Linked DNA regions of Mus musculus: region 1 is linked to region 2. Evidence: chromatin loops called from intact Hi-C (ENCODE). Cell type or tissue: left cerebral cortex. All regions are shown on one strand. Links, peaks and the distances in the headings refer to the core of each region. The heading gives the core; the rest is flanking DNA. Region 1 holds the start of Map3k15 (mitogen-activated protein kinase kinase kinase 15). Region 2 overlaps Map3k15 (mitogen-activated protein kinase kinase kinase 15).

Region 1 (8,332 bases), core at 267-8,266, 130 kb after region 2:
CAAGTTCACTAACTGGCTAGACTTGCTTCCACCACACCTGGTGCCTGTACTGTAGCTCCATTCTTATGATGGACTAGTAGCATTTAAAAAAAGAAAACTTGCCATGTAATAATATGGGTGAATCTCAAAATCATCATGCTGAGTGAATGAAGCCACAAAAGATAGACTATATGAGTCTATTTATATAAAGCCCCAAGAAAAGGTAGCTCAAACCTACAGTGATGGCAAATCAGTCATTCTGTGGCATCAAGGATGGAGTGAAGGGAAAAGGAAGTGGGAGGAGACATGGCAGGAAGACAGAATATTCCATATTGTGATAGAGTTTGGGTTCCACAAGGGCTAGTCCCTTTTCCTAGCTGTAAATATAGTAACAGTCTAGATAGGGAACAGGTAAGGAAGAGAGTAACAGATGAGAGACAGGGGATCGGAGCTCAGTGGCGTTACACCTGTCTAGTATGTGTATGGCGCTAGGTTCAATCCCTGGTATCAAAGGAAAGTCAGAATGTTAATAATTGATGAAGCTTCATTCTGTGCATACTTGAAAATTTCCATAATAAAAATAATTGAAGAGTGAAAAGGAGTATCAGTATCAAATGCACGCTCTCCTTTCCTCCTCTCCCGGTGGGCTCAATTCTGCCTGCCCTCTAGGCTACCCTCTCAGACACCCAAACGAAAGCCAGAATGAGATCTACTCCATGTCCTGCAACCCCTCCCCCCACCTCCCACAAAAATCAAGCCCCACCACCCACTAGGCATTTATGCCAAGCCCTGTCACACCCAATAGCTCAAACTCTGCCTGGAGTACTGGGAAACATGAATTTTTCCAGCCTACTCTGTAATAGTTCAGCCCTACCCCAACTGCACTATTTATTTAGACTTTGCATAGCACCTATCTCAAAGCCTGATATATAGACAGCTTTAAATGTTTATGGCGTATGCACCAAAAACTTTTTAGAAGTTGACTGCTGAGAATCAAAAATAATACATACTCCCTGGTAACAAATCCTATACAGTAAATAAAGCGATGGGCCAGGTCACAAATCTCTCTGTTTAGAATGCACGCAAGGTGAGCAGCCACGGTTCACTTAAACCCTGCAGCTGCGATAGTTCTCTCCACATGGTTGAGGGGCACTGCAGGCTCAGTGCTGAGTGAGTAGGAGCAACAGCAGCACAGAAAGGAGGGGGCTTAGGAAAGAACCCCCAAAGGCCTGGTACATCAGACAACAGCCTAGGTCCAGGCTGGGGCTCATGGTTTCCAGAGTGAAAGAAAGCATGATGGTACAGCAGGCCACTCTCTCCAGTGGGGATAGAGTGAGCCAGGCTGCTTCAGAGGTACAAACCCATCTTTAATCCCCTGCTATATAAGTGTGTGTGTGTGCGCGTGTGCGTGTGTTAGCATTCTCTTTCCATTCGATTGTCAAGGCTTCCAGTCTACTGTATCTATCCAGCATTAAAGCACTTTTGCTTTCCAATATCCTGCCTTCTGTATGCTAGGCAGGTGCTCTGCCACTGAGGCACAATCCCAGCCCCAGTGTGAGTTCTTTTAGATTTGTTGCCATCAGCCTGAGGCTCTCCTGCAGCTCCCCCGTTCGACCTTTTACTAATGACACAGAAATCTAAGATACACACACGACACGACCACAAAAATAAGACAGTATAAGAACACAATCGAACCAAGTGCTGAGTTGCTATGAGAACAGAAGACAGAACGTGCCTAATGTCTCACCTCTATGGTTCCCCCACAATACTCCTGGGACAGTTCAATAGTTGCCCTCTGCCAACCAATCTTGTTCTAAAGCAGCACTGTCAAGAAGACCTTCTACTATGAGAAAAACATTTTATATCGTTGCCATCCCACATACAGAAGCTGGCTGGCTGTACTTGAAATAGGGTTAGTCGATTCTTGAGATCCCATTTTACTACATGGAAGCCAATTTAAATATAAATGGCTACATGTGGCCAGCGGCTATTCAATTGAACATCCGGTTTTCGAGATTTTTACAAAACAGCCAACAACAGTTTTCTATCTTTTTTTTTTTTTTTTTTTTTTTTTTTTTTGGTGGAAAGTGCCCAAAAAAACCCAAACAAACAAAAAATCCAAAACTTGTGAGAGAGGAGCTCAGGAAGCCAGGAGAGGGTAGGGATGTGGAGATCACCTATTAAATCGTCAATTCCACTTCCTGCAGTCACATTGATAGAAATTATCCCAAAGGGCAAAACTGACCAAAGGGGATTCATGGTGCAAACCATCGAAAGCCAGAGTGAGCAAATGTGCTGCTCTGGGTGCCTGGGTTTGAGCAGTGATACGTAGGCTTCTCAAAGGAGCGTGCACAGCAGGGGAATCTGTGCCACACATATGAACACACGCCAATGAGGCTCGGAAAGGCAAAGGCGCTGCATACAAATGTTCCATCTTACTGTCAGCAGGCAAGAAGGCAGAGTTGTGCCTGGTGGCCCAATGAACAGCTCACTTTTCAGATACTCTGTTCCAACTCCATTTGGGAGCAGACTGAATAGAAGCTGAGAAAACCGGAGTAGTTCTAGGTGAAGTGGGCTCCTGAATAATTTCTCTGAAAAGACGTGGTGCTCAAGAGCATACTCAGCATGGTCAGAAATGTCAAGAGAGTGTGCGCACTGGGGCCAGCTGCCACTTGTTTGAACAAGCCTGATGCCCCATCTCTTTCCAGATGGGGGTGGGTTTGGCCATTTGCTGTAGAAAATAAAACAAAACAAAACAAAAAACCCTTACACCCAGGGCTGCCTCCAATAAACAAGGAACTGAATTGATTGGCCTTTATGGGGTACGGGTTGGTAGAACTTACCAAACATGCAAAAGCACCGAGTTTTATTAACACAACTTAGACACCCAACCTGCTACAAGACAGCATACCATGAACACTTTGAAAACAACTCCCAAAGCTCATATGCTTTCAGGTTTAAGTTAGACACTGTTACTTCCACTTAACCAGTGGAAAAACTTAAGGCACAAACATTCCCTGGTCATTACTGTGTCACATACAATGCTGATGAATATCATCCAGGGTCCACAGATTTATCCCCAAAGGTTAAGTAAGAAAAGCAATGGAAGAAACTTGAAAACCGGATGGTTAGGTCACACTCAGCACAGCGAGCCTGCATCTAGCAATGGTTTACATTAAGAGATTAAAACATCACATAGCCGTAGATTACACAACACCATGCTTGTCAGGCAGTAACTTGCCACTCTCTGGTTGTAGGATGGACTCCCCTGTAAGAATTAAAACACTCTGAAGGCCTCACGTTGGGTGTCATTGGTCTAAAATAGATAGGATTTGTTTGTTTGTTTGAGGGAGAGTCTCACTTTGTAGCCTAGGCTGGCCCCAAACTCCATATGTCCCAGAGGCTGGCCTTGAATTTGCAATCCTCCCACCTCTGTTTCCTGGGATTAGATGAGTGATCTGTCTTAAGTTAATTAGTTTTAACAGCTATCCCAGATGACTATAATAACCAGCCTGCATTAGGGATATATGTCAGAAGAAAACAAACTGGAGGACGGACTCAACATCTTGTTGGTGGCGCTCAACCTTCCTAATGGTTTAATACAGTTTCTCTTGTTGTGGTGACCCCCCAAGCAGAAGGTTATTTCGTTGCTACTTTATAACTATAATTTTACTTGTTATGAATTACAAAGTAACTATCTGATAGGAGACCCCTGTGGGGGGAGAACCGCCATCTTAGGCGATAGTGTGTTTCTTGGGTTGTTGGCTATTATTAAAAGAAAAATAAATGATGAAATGGGTCTAAGTGCCTATGGTCACTCTTTATCTGTCCAAGGGCTCCTTCCTTGTTCTACACTGTCCAGGAGGTAAGAGATTGGTCCTGAGCATCACCGATGGCAGGATGGAGGGGGAACTGGAGGAGAGAGCCAGGGGGAGAGAGTGGAGGGGTGGCAGGGCTTGTGAGAAGGCCATGGGAAGCCAAGGGTGGCCCCAGCCCTCACCTGCATCGTAGAAGGCATCGAGCACGGCCGTCTCCCCGAAGTCGAGCTCCCCGAAGGGGACGGAGGTGAGGTGGGCGCCCTCGGCTTCGCAAGCCCGAAGCAGGCACTTGAGCGCCCCGGCCTCGGGGCCGCCGCCGGCGGCTGCCCCCTGCGAACTTTCGCTGCGCACGTAGACAGCCCGCAGAGCCCGGCGTGGCCCGCGCCCGCCCTCGGCCTCGCCGCCCGCCGCGTCCCCCGTGCTCTCGGGCTCCGCCAGCCCCGCCGCGCCCTCGGGCCCCGGGGGCAGCCTGCCCTGGGGCGGCTCGCCGGCTTCCTCCGGAGCCTCGGCAGGGACTGGCCCGCCGCCGCCGCCGCTGCCGCCGCCGCCCTCCATGTGACTGGCCCGCGGGGCTGGCGGCTTCGAAGCCCAGGTGCTCTTCCCCGAGACACCTGCTGCACAGGCGGATGACGGACGGGCGGACCGGAGGACGGACGGCGGCCGCAGGGAGCCGGAGCAGGGGGCGGGCGCAGAGGCCGGGGCGGGCAGGTGACCACGGGTTCTCCGGCGGCCGGCGGAGCGGAGCTCAGGGCCGGCTTGCCCCGAGCGCCCTTTGAAAGCCCGCGAGAAAGAGGCGGGGGCTCCGACGTCAGGACGGGCGGAGGGGGCGCTGCCGAGAGCCTCGGGGCAGCAACGCCAAGGGCGCCCCCTGCCGGCTCCCCCGCGCAGCGCCCCCAGCCCGGACGCCGGCCGAGGCGAGGATTGCAGGGCTCAGCTCGATTTGGCTCTCCTTGGGTCCTCCCCTCGTTCTTCCTTTGAACTACTGTTACAAACTCGTTTCCTTGGCTTCCTTCCTTTTTTCCTTCCTTCGTTCTTTCCTTCTTTCCTCCCTCCCTGACTTCCTCCCTTTCTTCCTTCCTTCCTTCATTCCTTCCTCCCTCCCTTTCTCTATCTTTCCTCCCCCTCTTTTTTTTTCTTTCATCATTTTTCCCCGCCCCCACGCCTGCCCACCAAACAAGTTGAAGCTTTCAACCACAGTAGACTTTCAAGGCACTAATTGGATATTGATAATCAGTTCCAAACTAAGTGCACATGCAGCTTTAACTCTACATCAGGAGGATGAGCAATGCCTCATTTGGCACTCGCCACTGTCCAGGACATAACCTCCCTGAGCCCTGTCTTGCAGCCTTATTTGTCTTGACTTTGGTAGTGACCTTGACAAGGTATGGGGAGGGTGCTGGCAAGCCAACATTTGTTTGCCTGGGAAATACACTCCCGTAAAAGTGCGCTGCCTACCTGACCTCTGAAATACTAAGGCTCCAAAGAGGTCTCCACTGCATCTCTGCAGCTCACCATTTTAGTCTCCAGCATTACATTATATTTAAACAATAAAATGCACTACAAGTTGTCATGTGGTGGTGGAGTTGTCTTTTTAACAGCTGCTTCTAGGTATAATTTACAAACCACCTAGAACAAAATGGCTGGCTGGATCTTTAGTGTAGTCCCAGTTCTGTGTCCATCACGACAACTTTTAGAATGCCTGAACACTCCACTACCCACCCCACCTGCACCCCCACTACCTTTTAGAAATCACTTTTTATTCCGTCCTCTGAAATAACCAGCCCTTAGCAAACCATCAGCCCTGGCTCTCTATTTGCCTTGTCTGTACATTTCCTATACTGGATGGAATCAAAGTGTGAAAATGGGTTTTCATTTGCTTTGTATTCAGTGCTAAGAGGAGAATGTCTGGGTTGCATGAAGGATATGTTTAACCTTTGAAGAAATTCACTGCTTTCCAAAGTGGTTGCATCATTTCGCATTCCCATGGAAGTGTAGAAGTGTTCCATTTCCTCTATAACCCCAGCAACACTTGTGACTGTCTCTTTCTTCATTACAGCTCCTAGTGGGTACTAGAACTCATTCTGATTTCGAGTTGCAATTCCCTGTTGGCTAAAGGTGATCAGCATCTTGTTCTACACTCCTGTCTCATTCATGTAACTTCTTTGGAATATTATCTATCTAGGCCATTTGCCAACTTTTTAATTGTTTTGTTTTGTCCATGCAAGTGCATGCACGCATTCGTGTGGAGGCCAGAAGACTCTGGGTGGTATATGGCAGGCGCCATCCACACCATCCAATTTGGCTTTGAGACAGGTTCTCTCTCTGGCCGGGAACTCACCAAGTAGGCTGGTCTGACTGCCCAAAGAGCCTGCCTGGCTCCACCTCACCAGTGCTATGGCTCAACCCCCCCCCCCCCCAAATAAAAAGATAGTGAAAATATCCATGGAAATGCTACAAGAAATCCTTCCCTAGTTCCAGCCTTAGTAGAAATCAGGAACATTATGAGTGGTGGCATTGTGTCTCTGAGGAAATGTGTGAGAACACTCAGGCAGGACTTGGAAAAACTTTCAACACCTGTTCTGTTCTAAGAATTTTTTTTTTTTTTTAGTATGGTGCTATACAAGGACACATGTGTTCCTTGCAACCTTGCAATGCACAATAGTAGTAATTTTCCTAATGTGCTTGTTCATCTGAAATTACTCCAGTGACTGGCACAGCCTTTCAAAGGGCAAAGTCACACATTTGAAACCCCTTTTGCCGGTGTCTGTTGTCTTCGCAGCAATCTTCTCCAATTCCTCTCAGAGCTCTCTGGGGCCTGGCTGCTGGAGCGAAAAGCCCGGGAGTTGGGAATTATGGCTTGAATAACATCTTTCTCTAAATCCAAACCCTGCCGAGAAAAGAACCTACCATTTACCCAGCTAACAAGCACCTTCCCTGAAGTTGGCACACACAGCCACTAGCCCATTGTCTCCAGCAATTTGTACACATGAAGCAGGCCTCATTGGCCAATGTCCTTCCAGCTCCCTCTAGCCCCTCCGGGGAGAAAATTGCAAAATGCTGCCTTAGTCTTGCCTGTTTAGTTGAACAGGTATTCTTTTCTCCATCGTGCCTTGCTCCTCACTAAAAGGCATGTTCTGGAAACCGCTTTGTCCTATTGCAGAAGTATCATCAAAAGTTTTTCCGGATATGGAAAAGAACTCTCCTCCTTTGTACCTTTTCTCTGTGGATTTTAATGTAATCTTCTCTCGCCTCTGCTGCCAGGCAGTTTTCTGAGTACTGCCCCCAGGAAGTCTCCTTTTTTCAGGTGATACCAGTCCCTTCCATTTCTCTAGGACCTAATTTTCAGACCATTTTCCACCTTGACGATTTTCTTCTAAAAGATTCTCTGTTTGTCATTGCTATTTTGTGTGCCTAAAGGACTTTCTTAAAATTAAGCTTGATTTTGAGATAACTGCATCTTCATATGTAAATATTGGAAATCACATAGAACTACCTAGTATTCTTTGACCCCATTTTCCCCAATAACAGCATCTTGTTACACTAGTAGTACATTATCCCAACCAGGATATTGACATGGCTGTGATGAAGATAGAAAACAGCTCCATCCCAAAGATGCATCCTGTTATCCTTTGGCAGCCACAGCCATCTCAGGCCTCACTACCCCTGACTACTTACCACTAATCTCCATTTCTGTAATTTTGTCATTTCAAGAGTGTTATATAAACTAATCATGCTAATGCATACTTTCTAGCCCTTGGGAAGTAGAGCCAAGGATATCAAGAGTTTGAGATTATCTCTCAAGCATAGTGAGTTTGCAGCCAACCTGGACTAAATGAGACCCTGTCTCTAAAAATGTTATTTAAGGGGAATCATACAGTGTGTCACCTTTTTGGATTGTTTTCCAATCACCATAATTACCTTGGGATTCAAATAAGTTGTTGCATGAATCAGTACTCCTTTATGTTGTATAATTAGTTATATCACCAGTTCTTCAAGCCAGATTCCATTTGAAGGATATATGAATTGATTCCAGTTTGGAACTATTATGAAGAAAGCTGCTAGGAATATCCACTCGCAGGTTCTGTGAGCATGAGTTTTAATTTTTTTAAAAATTTTTCTGAGACAAATGTCCAGGAGTAATAAATTCCAGGTCATAGATAGGTGTGTGTGTGTTGTTGTTGTTGTTGTTTTATTTTTTGCAAAGTTGTCTTCTGAGAGGCTATCCCATTTTATAGTTCCACTTACAACATGTGCATGATCTAGTTTTTCACAACCCCAACAGCATTTGTAGTATTCTCATGCTTTAAAACCATTCTGATAAGTCTATGGTGATAATTCATTGTGTTTTTTTCTTTATTTTGTTAGCTATAGTTTTTCAAATTCTAATTAAAACTTAATTATATCACTTCCCTTTCTTTTTATTCCCTTCAATTCCTCCAATGCCCCCAACTCCCTCTCTAGTTGATACCAACTTTCTTTTATTATTATTGTTATACACATATATGTACACATTTGCATAAACATGAATACAACCT
Region 2 (8,332 bases), core at 292-8,291:
TTAGTAGTTTGTCCCTCTTTGACACCTATGTCAGAGCAAAGGGACAGTGACTCACCATTGGATTTGTACTGTAACTGAAGGTGATACAATTCTTGAGTTTTCTGGTCTAGAATTAGGCGAAGAAGATTCTGGTACTCCCTCTCTTTTTGAACTAGGTGTTCCCAAAGTCTGATTTAAAAAAACAAGAAACACATCATGCACAAAGTATTCCCATTTCAATTCATACATTTGGTGAACATTAGATATTGGAAAAACAAGCAGGTGACTAAAGATTTCTGTCCAGTAGGTTTCTGCCTGTATAGAAGAACTGTCTGTCTTTCTTGACAGCAAAGACCCAATACTGAGAGTGTAGGTGTATTGTACAATGGAGTTGATGTTTGTATCCCTCCTGAAATTCTTACTAAGACGATTTAAGAGGCCTTGAGAAGGGTGAAGGGTAAACTAGTGCCCAGACACCATTTGAGGACACGTGAGTATATGGTATACACCAGCAGGCAGACCCTCAGACTGCCAGTACTTTGATCATAGACTACAATGTGCAGAGCTCTGAGAAATAAATTTGATTATGTTTTTTAGAGCAGTCTTGTTTCAAACTGTATCAAGAACTAAAACTGAATTTCCTGTTGATCATTAGAACTTGGCCAGAAGGACCACCTGATTATTAAAACCCAGTCAGATAAAATAGCTGAATCTAGGCTAGGTAGCCTTCTTTCTCAGCTCATTAGGAGCCCTAGCCAGAGAGTAGCATTCTGGTGAGAACAGCTGGGGAGGCATGCTGTTAGCACTCACTCAGTACTCAAGTAGGACCCAGGACTGCCCGGAGAGCATTTAAGCCTTAGAGCAATGCTTAGGAAGTGAACGTTCTTTTCCATGCACAGATTCTTTAAGCAATTTACTCAGTCTCAGAGGTAGGGCCTTACTCATTTTGGGACAGTCTCCCTGGGACATGAAAGACAAGTATTTGTGCAGTTAAGCCTCAGACTTCCGGATCTCCACATGCTAGCTCCTTAACACTGGAAGGGAACAGGGTTGCAAGTCAGAGCCATGGCTAGCCTCCTTTTGTTTGCTTATGTATCTAATAAAAAGATTAGTTTAACCACCTGGCATAGCCTTTTAACTAGTTTATCTGTATTGGTGAACAAAGGACTCAAGTAAAAAGCTTTAAATGACTGAAGTTCATTACTGATATTGCCCCAAGAAGGGACAGCCATAATTTGTAAGTGGATGAAAACACTTTTGTGGTCATTTCTTTTTGGCGGACACTTCTACCCCAGCAAGACCACAAGGCAAAAATGCTTTCTCCCCTCTGCCCTGCCTGCCTTTGTTAAGTAGCTTGAGCCTCTGTGGTTCCTGGAAACGATTCCCATGTTTATGCCAGACCACGAGGCTAGGCAGGGTAAGTTATTAGCTAGTCACATTAATACTGAGTTGGATGATGACAAATCTTCCTGCAAAGACACTTCAAAGAAATGCTATGAATTTTACTACCAACTTTTACATCTATCGTCATCTTAGATCTGAGTACTGCCATCATGATCATTTAAAAGTCCAGGTCTTAAAAATTAGTAACATAAGATTAAAATCTTATTAAAATCCAAAACATGTGCCCAGTACCTAATCTCCACCGTTGAGACAGCACTGCCACAAGTAAGAAGGTGGCAATTGGAATAATCACCAGCTAGTTTATTCCAGCTGTGGATAGTATTCCTTAAAAGGTTATTGACAATTATGAATTTCCAGAGCAAAGGGGAATTACATTCACTATCAAGGTTGGAAAGGCAATCTAACAAGTGACTGGGAAGGCTTAAGGACAGGGCTATAGGACACATCACTGTCTACAAAGTGCTATATTGCCCCCTACTCCTTTTAACTGCTTCTGTGGGGCAGACTGTTGGGCCACATGCCATGCCGGGGGCTCTATTATGACAAAACTCAGATGTTTTTTGATATGGAAGATGTATGTGTGACCTGTGACAAGGCACTGTACTGATGATTCCTGGCACTGAAAAGGAAGGAGGCCCTGGTTCCCGCTGAAGCTATAAATGCACTCTTTACCAGGGAGTCTTGTACAGGGTTTGCAAGGTCCTGACCTGTTGGTCTCTTGCCTGAGCTTGCTCAGTTGGAGACTTGGGTCTTGCTGGTGGGGCTGGCCCTCCTGGATAGCCACTGAGCCAGGTCTGGTGCCTCTAGGTGTCACATGCACTTCTTGGCTGAGGAGGTCTACTAGGGGATAGTCCCCTTCTACTTCTGTGTCCTTGTCTACCCCTTCAGTCTCAGAAGCAGGCTCAAAGTGGGCTTGGAGCTCTGTGAAAACATACCAAGGTACAGAATAACACTCAACAAGGCAATTCAACATTCAACACAGTGCTTGCTGTCGGAGGGGACTACTGAGTAAAGAGATGACTTGAATGGACTGCAGTGTAAATATGGTCCTTCCCAGTTTACACAAGAAGCAACTGACAATGAAGGATGTGCAGGCCAGCAAGCCACGAGTGCTATCAACAGGCCAGTGCTCTGCTTGGTGCCTGTTCCAGGGAGCATTTGAGAGAGTAGACAGAAGTGGCCAGCAAGGATCCAGTGTCAACAGGAAGGGGCAACGACTCGAAAGCCTGCCATCCCCAGCCATAGTACTGCAGGAGAAGCACACTGGGCACCTCATTTCAAAAAGAAAGCCTCACATTGGGCTTGGGGTGCATAGCTCAGAGAGGTACAGCATGTGCTTCCGAACACGAGACCCTGAATTGGCTCCCCAGAATGACCACGCATGCGTATGGATCCATATATAGTAAGAGGTACAGCCATTACAGGATGATTCCAAGGGAAGAAGGAGTTCTGTAATTATCAACTATCTAATAAGCTTGAGAGCATGCACACTGAGGAAGCTGTATGAGCACCAGAGGATCCCTGCCTTCCAACATCGACTCCCTGTTAAGATCAAAAGTATAATCTCTACACAGTCACCATTATGCCTAGGAGGTAGGTAGACAGGGCGCCATGAGATGTTATCACAGACTTTTCGTTCCAGAAAGCTCTATGGGAGCATTTACTTAACTGCAGGGAAGTATAAACCAAATGGAAACAAAGCAACAGCTGTTGGATGCTGAGGATACTCCTGGTCTTTTCGGCAGCCCGAATCCGATCTTGAGTGCAAGAAGGCACTTAATTACCTGGAATGAGAATGGTGACTGCAGCCTGCACAGCTCTGCGAATGATGTTGTCCATTGCAAACATCCAGTGGGGCCTAATTAAGTGGTTTCTCAAAATTCTATTGACCTAAAAAAAAAATCACAAAAGTTCCTATGTCTATTCCATTGTACATTTTTTGTTTTTTGTTTTTTTGGGTTTTTTTTTTTTTTTGAGACAGGGTTTCTCGGTATAGCCCTGGCTGTCCTGGAACTCACTCTGTAAACCCAAGTTCTGGGATTAAAGGCATGTACCACCACTGCCCAGCTCCATTGGACTTTTAAGAAACAGACTTATTCAATTTGCTTCTATTCCCACTGAGATGAATCGTGCTGCGCTGTCCTGGATTTCTGTCTGGTTCATTCTTCTGAATGAATCTTTCTCTAGATGGACCCTAAGTCAAAATGGATTCTAAAAGATGGGATCAGTGTCATCAGGCCCCTTGGTTGTTAATTCAAGGGACATTTATTGAACATCTATGACATGACAGACTGACTATATTGGGAGCATGCAACAAGATAAACCAGATCTGGCTTTATAATTGAAGTAACATACAGGCACAAAAGTATAGCCACTGTGGTGGCCAATGCAAATTCCCATATCCCATGCTCTCTCAGTGGTCAAATGCAATTGGTACACTTCACAAAGTGATGTTATTACTATGTGCTTAATGTTTACAAACTTTGGGATTCAGGCTATTAACAAATGAGAAGGAATGGGTGCTATAGAAGAACAGGGTGAGCTAACTGGTTTGGCTATCATGTTCTCCAGGGCCCGATAGTGCACTCACAGCATCTTGGAACCCAAACAGAATCAGGTGAATCTGGTTGATGGATGAGCTGTCAAAGTCCAGGTCCACCTTTAGTTTTGATATTGTGGCTGCCATCACCCTGTGCTCTGGGGAGCGGATGAAGTCCCTCAGGATTCCAATTATCTGTTTGATGTGGCTAACTGAGAGAAGCAACTCTTCTGAACTCTGAAAATGATACACACACACACACACACACACACACACACACACACACACACACGAAAATCATTTTCATTTGAGTGAGTCGGAGGGAAGGCAGGAATTTCCAAATGCGTTGTGGGAAAGTAGACAGTCCATTTGCTAATGGAATTGTGGAAGCTCCTGAGTAAGGATGCTCCTGAGTCCCATCATACCCTTCCTGGAGGTCTTGGGGATCCTCCCCAAGAGGTGGGTATACAGAAAATGTCAGCACTAAGGCAGCTGGGAATGGTCCTTGCTTCCTGTCTGACCACTCTACAGAGGGCTAGGGAAGGTAGAGCTCATAGCAGGACAATGGCCTCTCTTCAAAGTATCTTCCTGTCTATAACAACGGGAGAGAGAACACTTTGCTACTACTTTGGCCTGCTTCAAACTTGGTTTTCTTCCATAACCATTCTCCCTACAGTGCCTGTTCTCTCCTGAGTGTAGGCTCTAGCACAGTGGGTCTCAACCTTCTTAATGCTGCAACCCTTTAATACAGTTCCTCATGCTGTGGTCCCCCAATCTGAAGACTTTTGTTGCTACTTCATAACTAACTTTGCTACTGTTATGAATTATCCATACCATGTGATATGTGACCCCAAGGGGTTTGCAACTCAATAGGATGAGATCCATTGCTTCAGTGTGTCATATAAGGGGAGAGGGGGAGACCAAGGGAGTGCTAAGCCTCTTAGAGCTTTCAGCTGACATCCAGTTTGCTTTCCACCAGAGGGCAGCACCAGCACACCAATGCCAGGAAGCATTGCAGTAAGCTGAAAACCTCCTTTTTGTCAGGAAAGAGAAGGGTGTTGGGCAATAAGTATAGTAATCACTACAACTATGAGAATGTCCCAGGATGTAGGACACTTTGCTGTCCCGTTTACACCTGTTGGAGAGAGGAACTGGGCAGAGTCGGTAGGATTATCAGATGCCTTTCCGCAGCCTGTACCTGGACCACACACTCTTGCAAGTTGGAAGCCACTTGGTTCTGTTCCTCCCAAAGGATTCTGTAAAGGATGGCTCTGCGCTCACTGTCCTTGCGCAGCAGAAAGAGACCAGGGTCCCTCTCCTCTGGGGGTAAGGCTGTGCTTCGGTCATCTAAGGCTGGGCTTTCATCTGGGACACTGCAGATAAACATCGTCAACAATTTCTGTGTGTCTGGGAAGGGTAGCATGTTGTGCCCTTTGGGGAGACTCCAGAAGAGGAATTGTGGAAAAAGGCTGGTGGGTAAGGTGTGTGGTATCCCCTCTCCCCTTCTTGACTACCCCCTTGGTATCTAGTGGGAGAGAAATAAGGAGATAAGGGGCCCAGAGAGAGGGGAAGAGAAGAGGGAGAGGACAGGGAGGCAGATAGGGTAAGGGGAAGAGGAGACTAGAAAGGGGAAGTGTGGAGGGGGGAGGGGAGAGAGGAAGAACAGGGACAACCAGAGAAGAGAAAGGACAAAAAAAGGACACTGGGTGAAGACAAGTCTCTTTGGTCACCCTGCTTCCCTGCAAAACTCCTTTCTGTAACCCAGCAAGTGTTCTGCTACTGAGGAACAACTGGTATCCTTCAGAGGACTGCCACAGGGGGACAAGAGACAATGACAGTACCTGAGAAGGTGGCTGAGCTGATGTTTGGGCACCTGGACTTTCTCAAAGAATGCATCAGGCTGGGCATCCGAGTCTGGGGAGATTGAGCCATGCTCGCTGCTGCTGCTGCCCACAAGCTCTCCTGATGAAGGCAGAGCCAGAGTACCAGTGCCACTCCGAACACCCTCTGTGGAGAAACAGCCAGAGAGTGGCCAGACCCCCATACAAGGACCTGTTAATCACGGACTCCTCTAATCCACTGCTACACTGTCTAGTAGAAGGATCCTAGTGAAAATGTAGGGTTGAGGCGGGCCTCACAGTAAGGCAGCGACTTGGTGAGCCACACTGTCACAGCCTCTGACTTACCCACTCAACGAAAAGAGGAAAACGTGTTTTCTTTTAGAGGCCAACCTTAGTTTACAGACAGGACTTAACTACATGTAAATGTGTCCTTCCCCAGAAAGCCTGTGTGTCCTTTTAGTAAGGTCAGTATCAACACAGGATGACAGGCCAGAAGCAGCAGGCTCTACATGTGGGAAAGTTACAAAACCCCAGACAAGAGACCTCTTGCCTTCCTCCTCTTCACATTCCTCAAAGAAGTACTTGAAGTACAGGAACGGGATCAACGTGACGCTCCCTGTGTCTGTCAGAAAACAGGTGGACAACTGGCTGGGTTTGTATACTCCAAACCTCTGCGAGGACTACTGCTGCTCTTCACAGAAGTGGGCCTAGCATGGCAAGAATGGTACTCCAGGGCCCCAATTTCTTTCTCTGAGCAGGAGAGAAACTCAAACCTGGGGCGTACCCCAGCTGTCCAGGTCAGCCTTACCTGAAGGCTTGAAAGCAATTCGGTTCTTTTTGCCTTTGTTCACCTGCCTTAAGAACCCTTCTTGGAGAAGGTCAGCAGCAGTGACACGTTTCTGAGGGTCAGGCTCAAAACAAGACAAGATGAAGGCTCTGGCTTCAGCTGAAAGGGCCTCTGGAATTTCAGGGTGGATCTTAAACATCCCTACCTGCATTGAAGGGACAGTTAACAATGTCAGCATGGGTGAATTCGGGTGCGTGCACTTTCAATGGAAGTTGCCATCTCATGAGAAAAGCTTGGTGACATTTATTTAGATGTCCTGTTGCTACATGACATTTCTGCTCCTCCCATCTACAAATGGAGTCAACTTCCCCTTCCCTGAAGTCTTAGCTAGCTTCTCATGACTTATACCAAGAAAGGGTCAGGAGAGCAATATGGTGAGGCTTTCAGGACCTAGGGCTGATAAAGCCTGGGAGAGCGTGCTCTTGGGACCCGGATACCACCAATGTAGAAGAAGGGAGCCAGGATAGACAACTACATGGAAAGAGTAACTGATCCCTCCCTGCTGTATCTTGCCCTGTCACACGGTCCTGCCCCAGCAAGGCCACCAGTTGGACACACCCAGGGGTAAACCTGAGAAGAACGTTGAAAGACCAATAGCCAACTAACTCTGTTTTTTGTTTGTTTGTTTTTGTTTTGTTTTTTCTTTTTCTTGTCGAGACAGGGTTTCTCTGTGTAGCCCTGGCTGTCCTGGAACTCACTCTGTAGACCAGGCTGGCCTTGAACTCAGAAATCCACCTGCCTCTGCCTCCGGAGTGTTGGGATTAAAGGCGTGTGCCACCACTGCCCAGCTGCCAACTCTGAATTGTGAGGAACAACTGTTTTAAGTCTCTAGAGCAGTGGCTCTCAACCTTGTACTGCTGTGACTCTTTAATACAGTTCTTCATGTTGTGGTGACTCTCAATCATAAAATTATTTTTGTTGCTACTTCATGACTGTAACTTTGCTGTTGTTATGAATAGTTATGTAATTATCTGATATGCAGAATATCTGATATGGGATCTCTGTGGGTCTCTACCCCCACAGGTTGAGACCGCTGCTCTAGAGAGTGGTGGTTTCAGGGTAGGAAAGCTTCCAGTGGAGAATATTCAAAGTTGATACTATCTTCCCAAATAAAGACTCTAAGAGATACCACTCTCCCTATCTCTATTTTACCCCCACACCCAGCCCAGATTCTTAGCCTCCAGCTCTAAATCATAAGCAAACACAGCCTTAGGCTGCCACTTTACAGATAAGCAAATTGCCCATCCTACAGATAAGATGGACTCCCCTACAGGGTAAGGGAGAGATAAGTGTTTTCCTCTTAGGACTTTCAAGACCAAGTTCATCAGTTCTTCCTGCCAGCTAAAGGAGGTCCCTGTGACCCTCAGTGGAGCAAGAGTCAGTTCCCAGATATATGTCCCATCAAGGCATAGAACTCTTTTGTGAAAACTGCATAACCTCTTCCTATGAAACTGTTCTCATTAGAGGCTGCTCGCTAGCCTTTTTAGGAGCTGTCATTCTAACCTTCACTGCCTTGCTGTGCCTTTCCCAAGTCCACTTCGTGACCCAGAGGTAGAAGCCATTCTGGAAGTATTTGATGACTGTGCTCACTGGCCACTCCTCAGCTCTCCTGGGGGCTGGTTTTCACTCCCTTGCTCTATTCTGTGAGCTCTAAAACTACAGAGCCTTCTGATTTTATCTCTATAAAGCTCTTAACTAAGTGGCACATCTCATTCTCAAGAC

The links. Hi-C counts contacts between places; a loop is a spot of excess contacts. Peaks named below come from ENCODE experiments on the same cell type or tissue, not always from the same donor. Only the 100,000 strongest peaks of a DNase experiment are listed, where the experiment ranks them.
Region 1: a loop joins it to region 2, with 3 times the contacts of the local background. A loop is called at or near these places in 35 of 42 quality-filtered maps.

Annotation. Positions count from the first base shown.
Region 1 is chrX:159,984,453-159,992,784 of GRCm38, reverse strand. It overlaps Map3k15 (mitogen-activated protein kinase kinase kinase 15), which reads right to left and starts at 4,581. Exons shown (of 29, transcript NM_001163085.4): 1 at 3,980-4,581. The coding sequence starts at 4,352. In left cerebral cortex, for the core only: a CTCF peak has its summit at 4,678 (motif pointing left); DNase peaks (open chromatin) are centred at 4,642 and 6,714; H3K4me3 peaks cover 719 bases.
Region 2 is chrX:160,113,482-160,121,813 of GRCm38, reverse strand. It overlaps Map3k15 (mitogen-activated protein kinase kinase kinase 15), which reads right to left. Exons shown (of 29, transcript NM_001163085.4): 20 at 6,572-6,755; 21 at 5,764-5,929; 22 at 5,121-5,295; 23 at 3,974-4,159; 24 at 3,168-3,273; 25 at 2,091-2,304; 26 at 56-168. Among named protein-coding and RNA genes, the nearest start is that of Gm39547, 21 kb to the left of the region's middle. In left cerebral cortex, for the core only: a CTCF peak has its summit at 4,905 (motif pointing right); a DNase peak (open chromatin) is centred at 4,917.